3 separate regions of the Homo sapiens genome follow, and regions 1 and 2 are each linked to region 3. Evidence: chromatin contacts called from ENCODE Hi-C or POLR2A ChIA-PET data. All regions are on one chromosome and are shown on one strand. Each heading gives the region's core, a stretch centred on a gene start or an enhancer-like site at or near the end of the contact. The rest is flanking DNA. Distances are from core to core; before and after follow the strand shown.

Region 1 (3,582 bases), core at 945-3,444, 570 kb after region 3:
GCCCACTGGGAGCCATTATCTCTCCAGGAATCTGGGTGGTGGGGATTTTCCAACCACTGCCCTAGTTTTGCCCTTCCTGGGGTCAGACATTTCACATGTCAGCTATGGGCTGACCTGTCTTCCCAGGCTGACTCAGGAGAGAAGTCAGGAACTCTAGCAGAGCTCTCCCAACACTGAAATGTGCCTTGCCTGGCTTGGCCCTGGGGAAAGAATTGGCGTGATATCAATTGGTCCCATGTGGGCTAAGCATGGGTCAGGCACTCTCTCCTACCTCCTGGCAAGGGCTGTGAAGAGACCAGCTCTTCATGTGTCTTCTCACCTCCCTTTCCCTCACAGAATGAAAAGGAGCTCCAGGAAGTGATACAGCAGCAGAATGAGAAGATCCTAGAACAGATAGACAAGAGTGGCGAGCTCATAGTATGTTCACCATCATGCCCAGGCCTTTGCCTTCTGTGTTACTGGTCAGCCAGGATCCCAAGTATGAGAAATGGTTTGCTTTTGTTCACCACATGTTGTCTATCCTTATGTCCTATTGGACACCTCTCCATTCTCATTCCCAGAGCCTTAGAGAGGAGGTGACCCACCTTACCCGCTCACTTCGGCGTGCGGAGACAGAGACCAAAGTGCTCCAGGAGGCCCTGGCAGGCCAGCTGGACTCCAACTGCCAGCCTATGGCCACCAATTGGATCCAGGAGAAAGTGTGGCTCTCTCAGGAGGTGACTCAGAGTTAACAGAGGAGCTGGACAGCAGGTGGGGACCCCAGGCTGTACCCCTGTTGATCTGGACATATTTCTAGGTGGACAAACTGAGAGTGATGTTCCTGGAGATGAAAAATGAGAAGGAAAAACTCATGATCAAGTTCCAGAGCCATGTAAGAATGTCCATGCCATTCCAGGGCCATTTCCTACCATCGTTAACAAATGCCCCGCCATGTTTCCCCTGTCCTACCAAGTTTGCTCTTTTATGCATAGGACTTATAAAATCTGTTTGCTTTCTAGAGAAATATCCTAGAGGAGAACCTTCGGCGCTCTGACAAGGAGTTAGAAAAACTAGATGACATTGTTCAGCATATTTATAAGGTATAGGCAGGAGGGAGGTGATATCACTAATGAACCTGGTACAAGGCCTGGCCCCAGGAGGTACTAATGAGCACAGATCTGGTTCCCAGCCTGTGCTGAGAGCTGGGCCTGAATCACTATTGCAGGCTTCTCTGTGGTGTCTGTTTTCTCCCCTCTAATTCAGCGGCTGCCTCCTGGGGCTGGGAGCCCTGGGCCTTAAGTCTGTGGTCCTGAGCTGCGTTTTCTGCCTCTCTTCCCAGACCCTGCTCTCTATTCCAGAGGTGGTGAGGGGATGCAAAGAACTACAGGGATTGCTGGAATTTCTGAGCTAAGAAACTGAAAGCCAGAATCTGCTTCACCTCTTTTTACCTGCAATACCCCCTTACCCCAATACCAAGACCAACTGGCATAGAGCCAACTGAGATAAATGCTATTTAAATAAAGTGTATTTAATGAATTTCTCCAAGCTTACGGAATCTTACTTTTTGGGTGAGAGGGGGCGGATGATGAAGTCAGGGAAGAAGCAGCTTGGGCCTCCTGCCTGGGCACCCTCCATAGATCCCTCTCCACCTCCTGCTGCATCCAAAGCCAAGGCTGCCTGCCCTTCCTCCCTTCCTCTGCTTTCACCAAAACTCTGGGCACTGGACTGCTTGTTCCCTGGCTCACCGCCTGGAGGAAACAGAAAGGCTTCATTCTCTTACTTTCCCCAGCCCCCTCGGGGGTATACCCTGGCAAATATGGGGGTGAGGACAGAGAAGCTCAGTTCATTACTTCCTGCCCTGAACTTGGGCACCTTGAAGATGCTTCTGCCCCACCTACTCAACCTGTTGTTACTGTTCTGGTGCCTCCTCTTCACCAGACTAAGCTTAATCCCCAGCATCCAGCAAGTGCCCGGCACGTGGTAAAGGGATTGTGGCAGAAATGAACGCAAGGTCATGGCCAGGCTCCCCGAGGTGGGAGGGCAGTCCCTAACAGCCACGGATGCCTGGCGGGGCGCTCACTCCACCTCGCCGCCCCGCCTCTGAGGGCGTGGTCTTGCCCCGGACACCAGTCCTGGGGAGGGGGTGTGGTCAGGGCGGGGCATGCAGGCCACGCCCCCGGAGGAGTCACGTAGCTCTGCGACATCCGCAGCCTCATTTACCAGAGGGAGCCAGGGCTGCAGCCTCATCTGTTTGCGGATCAGAACCCGAGCTGTGCTTGTGGCTGCGGCTGCTAACTGGCTGCGCACAGGTAAGGCCAGGCAAGGCGGGAGCCACTCAACATCTCCGCTTCATTTCCTTGGCTCTTCCCCTGCCATCCTCGTCCTGCTACCTGGGACTCCGGGATGTGCCCTTTCGACCCTTTCCTAACATCTTTGCTCCTTTCCGCGTACTTGAAACCCCATGGCTCAACCTCTTCTGTTCTATCCCTCTTCAGCTCTCCCAGCTGGACCTCAGCTTTTCCAATCCCAAATCCTCCTCTACTTGTTGGATTTTTCCTTGGAGTCTGTCTCTCCTACCCAGAGCATTTCCTTCTCAGCCTGCTCCCTCTCCTCCTAGGCTAGGTCCTCTCTCCAGTTCTCCCGCCTTCTCTGCCCCCCGGTCTAGGTCTCTCCCGCTGACTGGTTAGCCTGCATCACCACTAGCTCCCCTCAGTCTCATCTCTCTCTCAGGCTCTCTACTCCTTTCAGCCTTGGTCCTCTGCCCTCCCGTCTGGGTGTCTGAGTTGTGGGGAATTGAAGTGCTTCCTATTGCTATCCTCCTGCCAAACAGGTGAAGTGCTTCCTGGGCACAGAGATGACCCGGAGGTGTCACTAGCCCTAGTCTCCACACACTAACACAGCTGACCCGCTGGGCCCTCTTTCCTACATCACTGCAGCCCCACTGGGGCCAACCTCTGGTACTGGGTGGGAATAGGCAATAGGCATAGGCAGGCAGGTTTGGAGTACAGAAAAGGAGAAGCTGCAGGAGCCTGTGACTGGTATTTGTGCCACTCCTACTCCCTACCTGTTCTTCCAACCTTTTCCTCTAGAAGCTGAGAGAAGAGGGTGGCAATAAGTACTTTTGCCTCATTCTGAAGCCTTGGAAGTAAGTACACTTTCCCTAGGGGTCCTGTGGAGGATGAGAAAAGGGAAGCTGGAAAGGCCAGGACTTTTGCCTACCTCAACAAGGGACCAAGTTCAGTGAAAGAAGGGTTGGCATCCTTGATTGGGCAGCAGATTTATCAGAAGAGCTGTGGCTTCAGGGCTGCTCACCTCCCCACCCCCACCCTGCATCTTTCCCCAGGGCTGGGAAGGATGCCTACCAGGGACAAAAGGAGATGTGGGAACTGGAGCCCTAAGCTTGCTAGCTGTCAGAAGGACTGGTGCCACTTGATGCCCAGGACTCATGCCAAGGACTGCTGCCCTGTTCCCAGCCCCTTGCTTGATGGGGAGGCCATTTGGCCCATCTGGCCAGGAGAGGCAGCAGAGGGTGAGGTCTGGCTTTTTTATCTTGTCTCCACTCCAGGGAGCTGTCACCATGCCTCACTCGTACCCAGCCCTTTC
Region 2 (3,392 bases), core at 502-3,001, 600 kb after region 3:
GGAGGGGACAGCGTCAGGCTTGGGGAAGAAGCAGACCTGGGGAAGAGAAAATGACTTTATATTCACTTCCTGTTCCTGCCCCAGAGGAATAGGAGGTGGCCCAGGGGCCTGGAGGGTGATTTCCAGGCCTCTGTGGGCCACCAGGGGAGGATGTGATGCTGTGCAGGCTGACAGCACGAGTCCCTCCCTGCACCTCTCAGCTCTTTTTGTTGCCAGGGCCTCCCTGAGCACTTGAAGTTGCTGCTGCAAGAGCTGTGAGGGTTAGATCAGGCCCTGTAGCTCCCTGAGCTTCCTCAGGCAGGGCCTCCCACTGTTCTTGGTTCCCTTCCTGGGCCTGAGGACTCCCCTTACCCCTTCCACACCCACTGCTGCACCTGCCACACCCTCCTCCTGGCCTAGCCTGTGTTCTTCTCTATGGGGGTCCAGGACTACTTTCTCCATGGTGGTGGCTCATAGCCAGGGCTGCGTAAATGACCTCTAAGGGGGTTCTCTCTGCTTGCTAAGACTTCCTCCCATTTGGAGATCAACAAAGGATGAGAGCAAAGTTGGCCTCCTCCCACCTGCCATATCCCAGGCTCTGGGCTTGAGTCAGCAGAGCTTTGGTTAAGCTGCTTAAGGGAGCTGGGCTGGTGTAAGCTTCTTACTGAGAGGAGGGGGTTTGGAGGAGAGGAGGAATAGGGAAGGGGTTGTTCACCTGCCCCAGCCCCACCCATATCAGGGAAAGTCCCCTTAACATCAGCCTCACCTGATACATCTAGATGTCATGCCAGGGGCAGCTGTGGGGTGAGGGTAGGAGTATCCTCCAGAGAAGGACAGTGACTCTCCCAAGACAGAGCTGTGTGGCCCCCTTTACAGGTGGTTCTCAAAGGCAGGGTACCAGAGAAGTTGATACACTGAGTTGCAGTAGAAGAGACAGGTCAGACTGCAGGAAGTTGTTCCCATATGAGAAGAGAGGCTCCCACCAGGCTGGATACCTAATTCTCCCAAAGTCATCTAGCCAGCCTTGGCAGAGCGGAGGCCAGAATGAGGACCCTCAACTCCAGAGTGGGAGAGAGAGTGTTCAGGAGGTGGCCTTGTCCTCTACCCTTCTCTGCCCTGCCCTTCCCTGGCCCCCAGAGACCAGTAGGATGGCACTCCTTATCCCCTGTTAGATCCCCATGGCGGAGTTATGTCTCTTCCACACTGGGGGTGTACCCCAAGGGCAGGGACTGAGGTCCCTCTTTCCAGAGGGCAGTGATCCCAGGGATGAGAAGATGGTAGCTACTCTGGGGTCCCACACAAGCTGACCTGGCAGCAGGGGCTTTGCGGCCCCTTCCTTGCTCAGCTGCCTGTTTCCCCTAGACTACCTCTGCTCCCCTGAGGAGAATATCTACAAGATCGACTTTGTCAGGTTTAAGATTCGGGACATGGACTCAGGCACTGTCCTCTTTGAAATCAAGAAGCCCCCAGTCTCAGGTGAGTGGGCTGGGTGGGCCATTGATGGGGAGGCAGATAGGAGCTGCGGAGTGGGCTGCCCAGGGAATCCTTGGGCCACAGAGGAGTCCACAGAGCTGGGGCTTGGACCCCAGCATTCTCAGGAGTCTGCAGGCAGGGGGGCCCTTTCTTTTCCTTCCCATATGTTTCTGAGGCTGGACATCTTGCGAGGTCAGCCCTACCCCTTCGGTCCCTGCCAACCTGCCCTCTGCAGGGCTCTCTGGGAACTGCAGTCCTACGGGTCCCAGGCCTCAGCATCCTGTGGCCCGGGGAAGCACAGTGGCGATTGGGAACATGCAGACCTAGAACCCCTAGGTGGCACTATTTGGCCAATGGTCTGAGCCCTCAGTGTGCCCCGGAATTTCTTGGGGAGTTTAAAAAAAATCAGATAGATGGGGACCCAAGGGTAGAACCCTGGGTGGACAAGGGCCCAGCCTGAAGCCCACTGAGCCCCAGCTGGGGTACATTGCAGAACGGTTGCCCATCAACCGGCGGGACCTGGACCCCAATGCTGGGCGCTTTGTCCGCTACCAGTTCACGCCTGCCTTCCTCCGCCTGAGGCAGGTGGGAGCCACGTGAGTCGCTGGGCTATGGGTGGTGGTGGGGGTGAGGGAGAGGGTGTGAGTGGGCCCTTCTCAGCCTCTCGTAGGGGTGGCCTGTCCTGAGCCTGGCTGGCTAGTTGACTTCAAGGACAGACTTAGCCCTGCCTCCTTTTCTTGCTCAGGGTGGAGTTCACAGTGGGAGACAAGCCTGTCAACAACTTCCGCATGATCGAGAGGCACTACTTCCGCAACCAGCTACTCAAAAGCTTCGACTTCCACTTTGGCTTCTGCATCCCCAGCAGCAAGAACACCTGCGAGCACATTTACGACTTCCCCCCTCTCTCCGAGGAGCTGAGTGCGCGGGCAGGGTCTTCTGGGAGTGGGGAAGTGGGGGCGTCTAGAGACTGAGCTGCGGGAGGGAGAGGGACTTGTGGGTCTGATCCCATTTCTCCCCACCCTGGGGCTCTTCTGTGTCTGCCACCATTCCCATATCATCCGTAGAGAAAGAGGCTGGGGATATTTCAGGCTGTTTGGCTGTCCCTGTACCCCAGTCCTGAAGCCCCTGCAGTGGCGGGACTCAAGCTCCTGACCTTTGCCCGGCCTGGCTGGGCCTCTCTTGCAGTCAGCGAGATGATCCGCCACCCGTATGAGACCCAGTCTGACAGCTTCTACTTCGTGGATGACCGGCTGGTGATGCACAATAAAGCAGACTATTCCTACAGCGGGACACCCTGACCCCACGGCTGCCCTGACCCCAGGAGGCTCCAGTTCTGGGCTGGGAGCTGTGACCTCCCCAACGCTCACCCCTCAACCCCAAGTCCTCTGCTTGGGGAGTTCTCCAGGAGCTCCGGACCCTGAGTCAATGTTGGGAGGAAGGGTACCTGGTGTCCCCAGTCAAGCCCATGAAGCCCATGCGGCCTGCTACATGGGGTGGGGTCGTAGGGAGGCTGTTTGCCTCCACGTCTAGGAAGGCCTGTGAGAGGAGCAGTCAGGACTTCCGGACAACTTAGCTGGGCCCTACTTGGGCCCAAGTTTCAGAATAGTGTTCCCCTATCAAGGCTGTGACTAGATCAGGCAGGGATCCATTCCCTGTCCCCTGCCCACTACCTTCAGGCCATTTAGAGTTGTAAATTTACAAAGATCCACGGTGGGCTCCAGCTGCCAAGCCACCCAAGGGAGTCTGGGCCCTAGGCCTAGCCCCATCCCTCCCCATGAGGGGCCAAGACACTGCCTAAGGTGTGGGAGGGACTGGCTGAGATTGCAGCCCATGGTAGGAGCTGGACCAACTGTATATAGTTTTCAATAAACTTTTTCCTTTTCTGTTCTCTGGTGTGGCCAGCCTCTGTGTGTATGGGCAAAGAAGGGAGCAGGGATAGG
Region 3 (3,440 bases), core at 497-2,996:
GCCTCCCAAAGTGCCGGGATTACAGGAATAAGCCACCATGCCTGACCTGCTCAGCATTCTTAAGGCACAGGTTAAATCATGCCCCATCACTCTCCAAAAGCTTGTTGTGCCTCCCATTGTTTTCCAGGCAGGTGGTGGTGTGTAAGGAGCTGGGCTCTGGAATCTGAACAATCTGAGTTCAAATCACCTGGCCAGTCACAATCTGTGTGATCACAGGCAATTATTTAACCTCTGTAAACCCCGTTTCCCCATTCCACAATTCCCCTTCTCATTACCTCGCAGGGTTTTGAGAGGAAAACCAGTAGCATGTGCCTGGCCATGGCTAGTGCTTGGTGTGTACCTTCTTGTTCCTTTGACTGCCCACCTTGCTTTCATCTCAGGTACAGCTCTTTCAGGTGAGAGTAACAGAAAGCCCAGCTCAACTGGCTTAAAAAGAAGATATGTGTTGTCACCAGTATCTGAAAAGTCCAGCAGTAGAACCGGCTACAGGCTCAGCCTTATCTGGAAACATTAACAGTGTGACCAAGACCTGACCTTTTCTGTCTCTCACCCCATCTTCTAGGCAGCCTTGGTCCTCAGACAAGTAATGGCAAAATGTCACAGCCCCAGGTTCTAGTTGTGTGGATAGAGATGTGTGACTCTTTGAATAATCCCCAAGTTTCATTATGTATCCTTGAAACTGATTGGGTCACATGCCCTCCATGAACCTATAGCCTGAGGATATTCTTATTGGCCAGGATATTCTTATTGGCCAGGGCGAAGTCATGTGCTGGGGTGGGTCCCCAGAGGGGAAAATGGAGTGCTATAATCAGAGGATGGAGGAATGGGTGGTGGGCAGCAGAAACAACACATGTCCACTACAGCACACACTTGCTTGATTTGAGACCCAGCTTCCTTCCCAGCTTTATCCCTCCCTCCTTGGTTTCCTATATGTGTCATACATTTCTTCCAGACTTACTGTCCACATCTCATGCTTTTCCACTTCTTTGCCTTTTATTTTATTTTATTTTTATTTTATTTTTTTGAGATGGAGTCTCTCTCTGTCGCCCGGGCTGGAGTGCAGTGGCGTGATCTCAGCTCACTGCAACCTCTGCCTCCCGGGTTCAAGTGATTCTCCTGCCTCAGCCTCCTGAGTAGCTGGGATTACAGGCACATGCCACCACGCCTGGCTAATTTTTGTATTTTTAGTAGAGACGGGGTTTCACCATGTTGGCCAGGCTGGTCTCGAGCTCCTGACCTCAGGTGGTCCGCCCACCTCGGCCTCCCAAAGTGCTGAGATTACTGGCGTGAGCCACTACGCCTGCCTGGCCCCTCTTTGCCTTCTCTTACACTACTTCTTCACCCTGGAATTCCCTTCCTACCTCATTGCCACATTATAACATTTCTCTCTTTCATTGGCCTAGCTCCAAGCTGTCTGTAAGCTGTCTACTTAATACCGTAACTGGAACAGATCTTTGCCTCTGAACTTCCCTAGACTGTTATTGACGTCCCTGACTTGAATTTTAATTATTGGGGTACATTTGTTATCTCCTCTGCTGATCTGTACATTTTTTTAAATCAGGAAGTATTTAGTTGAAAACAAGAACTAAATTATCTTCTTTCACTCAGTCACTCAAACGTGCCTCATATTGTCTCTGAGCAGGGCCCAGTGCTAGGTGAGTGCTGGGGATAGAGCAATGAACAACACACAACCTCTGCCTCAGGAAGCTCAGTCTGTGGTGGGGAAGCTGAAAAAGAAGCAGGCACGGTGCTTCCCCACAGTGTTCGCCTTGAGGTATTACAGTTCACAGCTAGTTGAATAAGTGAACGACTTCCTCCAGCCCTCAGAGCCTCCTGTCTGGCCTTCCCCCAGCTCTGCTTAGCCACTCTGCCTGGTCAAGTGCCTGAAACAGAGCCAAGGACCTTCCACTCATCCACGCCACCAATGTGGGAGAGCAGAGCAGTTGAAGTTGTCACCACACATGGAGATCCCCTTGTTCCCCACTCTATTCCAGCCCGTTTATTGTGCGTGCACCGTTCAGATCAGTTGGTTAAATCCATATGGATTTTCGTGGAACACCTTTTGTGTGCCTAGTGCTGGGGAACGGGATGGGATATAAAGGAAGTAGGAAATGGTCCCAGCTCTCCAGGGAGAGCAGGCTTAAACATTCAACACGAATCGATTATCATTCAGAACATTAGTTATGCTGTATAGTCATGGCACGTGGACAGTAAACTTCAATAAGTTCAACTATATGGTTGTGAAAGAAACTATATTACTGTAGCCTAAAATTATAAAAATAATATTTTGTGTGTTTTTACTATATGCTGTACATGACTATTATGCTTTCCTGCAGCTATATTATACCAAATGGCATACTCAAAATCATGTGTACTATACTTTGTGAGCAGTTTAAGGGATTTTCAGGAGTTTTGGACTATATTCTATTTTTGCCTTACGTGCTGACTTTGGAATCTAACCCCACATAGTGTGTGACTCCACTGTATATAATAGAGCACCATATTGAGTATAACCAAGAACCGTATGTATGTAATGTGTTCAGGTGTGGACAGTGAGTGCTATGGTTTATGATAATAATGATATTAATAATTTAATAACTATAATTTGCCAGGCCGCACATCAGTTGCTTTACATGTACTGCCTTTTCTATTCTTATAACAGCCTCATAAGGTGGATATCATACTATTTTAAGGCCAAAAAGGTAGAAACTCTAAGAAGTCAAGTAACTTTCCCTTAGGTCAGACAGCAAGAAAGAGGCTGGGATTCAGACCCAGGTGTGTCTGGCTGCCAAGCCCACGTTCTTTGCATTGCCGGGTGGGTCTTGGGTTTCAGGGAAGGCTTCATAAGGGAGGCAGGAGTTGAGATGGGCCTGGAGAGATGGAGAGGGTCAGCCAAGGTAGAGACACATTCGTAAGGAATGGCTCTGGTGGTGACAAGGGCAGGCAAATGACGGAGAGCCAGGCTGGCTGGGAAGAGGGAGAAGAGACTAGAAAAGTGAAAGTAAAGTCTGAGGAGGGGCCAGATTATAGCTTCCAGCTGTCCTTGGAGGCAAGCTGAGGGGCTTGGGGTGGCCTGGCTGGCTGTGGGAGTGTCCACATGGCCTCTGGAGCCATCAGTTAGACTCATCAAAGAAATGGACCATGCCCTGATATTGCACCACCACGCTTTGGGCAGCAGAGGGACTAGCTGTAGTTGCATGTGAAGCTGAGTGGAGACAGGCACACTGACAGACGAGTGACAGCTGATGGCCTAATGAGGTAGGGGACAAAAGAATTAAAAAGCAGACATATGGCCACAAAGGGCATCTGGCCTTCCTAATATAGGCATATGCAAGGCTTCAGCATGGTGGTGCCTAAGAGGGGCTGGTGCCCTTGGAGAGAGGCTGGGGCATTGGTGGGGCAGAAGCCAGGCTGCTGTAGCCAGGCCAGGAAGTCAGGAG

Evidence for each region. Hi-C counts contacts between places; a loop is a spot of excess contacts on that map. ChIA-PET counts read pairs that join two places held with the same protein, here RNA polymerase II (POLR2A). Pooled maps may share reads with other maps.
Region 1: a pooled map shows a loop between it and region 3 (3-fold over the local background). The contact joins the promoter of ALDOC here to the enhancer-like site in region 3. A Hi-C loop is called at or near these places in 1 of 37 single-sample maps with no recorded cell type and 9 of 50 pooled maps. POLR2A ChIA-PET finds 5 or more read pairs at or near these places in 1 of 52 experiments (activated naive CD8-positive, alpha-beta T cell).
Region 2: a pooled map shows a loop between it and region 3 (4-fold over the local background). The contact joins two enhancer-like sites. A Hi-C loop is called at or near these places in 4 of 50 pooled maps. POLR2A ChIA-PET finds 5 or more read pairs at or near these places in 2 of 52 experiments (GM12878 and activated B cell).

Annotation. Positions count from the first base shown.
Region 1 is chr17:28,575,507-28,579,088 of GRCh38, reverse strand. ALDOC (aldolase, fructose-bisphosphate C) reads left to right here and starts at 2,194. Exons shown (of 9, transcript NM_005165.3): 1 at 2,194-2,288; 2 at 3,545-3,582. The coding sequence starts at 3,557. It overlaps SPAG5 (sperm associated antigen 5), which reads left to right. Exons shown (of 24, transcript NM_006461.4): 20 at 337-417; 21 at 561-716; 22 at 797-871; 23 at 999-1,079; 24 at 1,319-1,515. The coding sequence ends at 1,390. RefSeq lists an enhancer at 1,792-1,971 and a silencer at 2,022-2,261.
Region 2 is chr17:28,546,655-28,550,046 of GRCh38, reverse strand. UNC119 (unc-119 lipid binding chaperone) reads left to right here. Exons shown (of 5, transcript NM_005148.4): 2 at 1,342-1,455; 3 at 1,946-2,048; 4 at 2,198-2,370; 5 at 2,638-3,339. The coding sequence ends at 2,750. Among named protein-coding and RNA genes, the nearest start is that of UNC119, 4.3 kb to the left of the region's middle. RefSeq lists enhancers at 1,439-2,275, 2,259-2,308, 2,329-2,438, 2,276-3,113. Within about 2 kb of position 1,751, at least 10 of the 41 ENCODE cell types and tissues checked have a DNase peak (open chromatin) inside an H3K27ac peak, as active enhancers do.
Region 3 is chr17:29,143,842-29,147,281 of GRCh38, reverse strand. All of the region lies in intron 2 of MYO18A (myosin XVIIIA), which reads left to right. All of the region lies in intron 1 of LOC124903967 (a long non-coding RNA gene), which reads right to left. Among named protein-coding and RNA genes, the nearest start is that of MYO18A, 35 kb to the left of the region's middle. Within about 2 kb of position 1,746, at least 22 of the 41 ENCODE cell types and tissues checked have a DNase peak (open chromatin) inside an H3K27ac peak, as active enhancers do.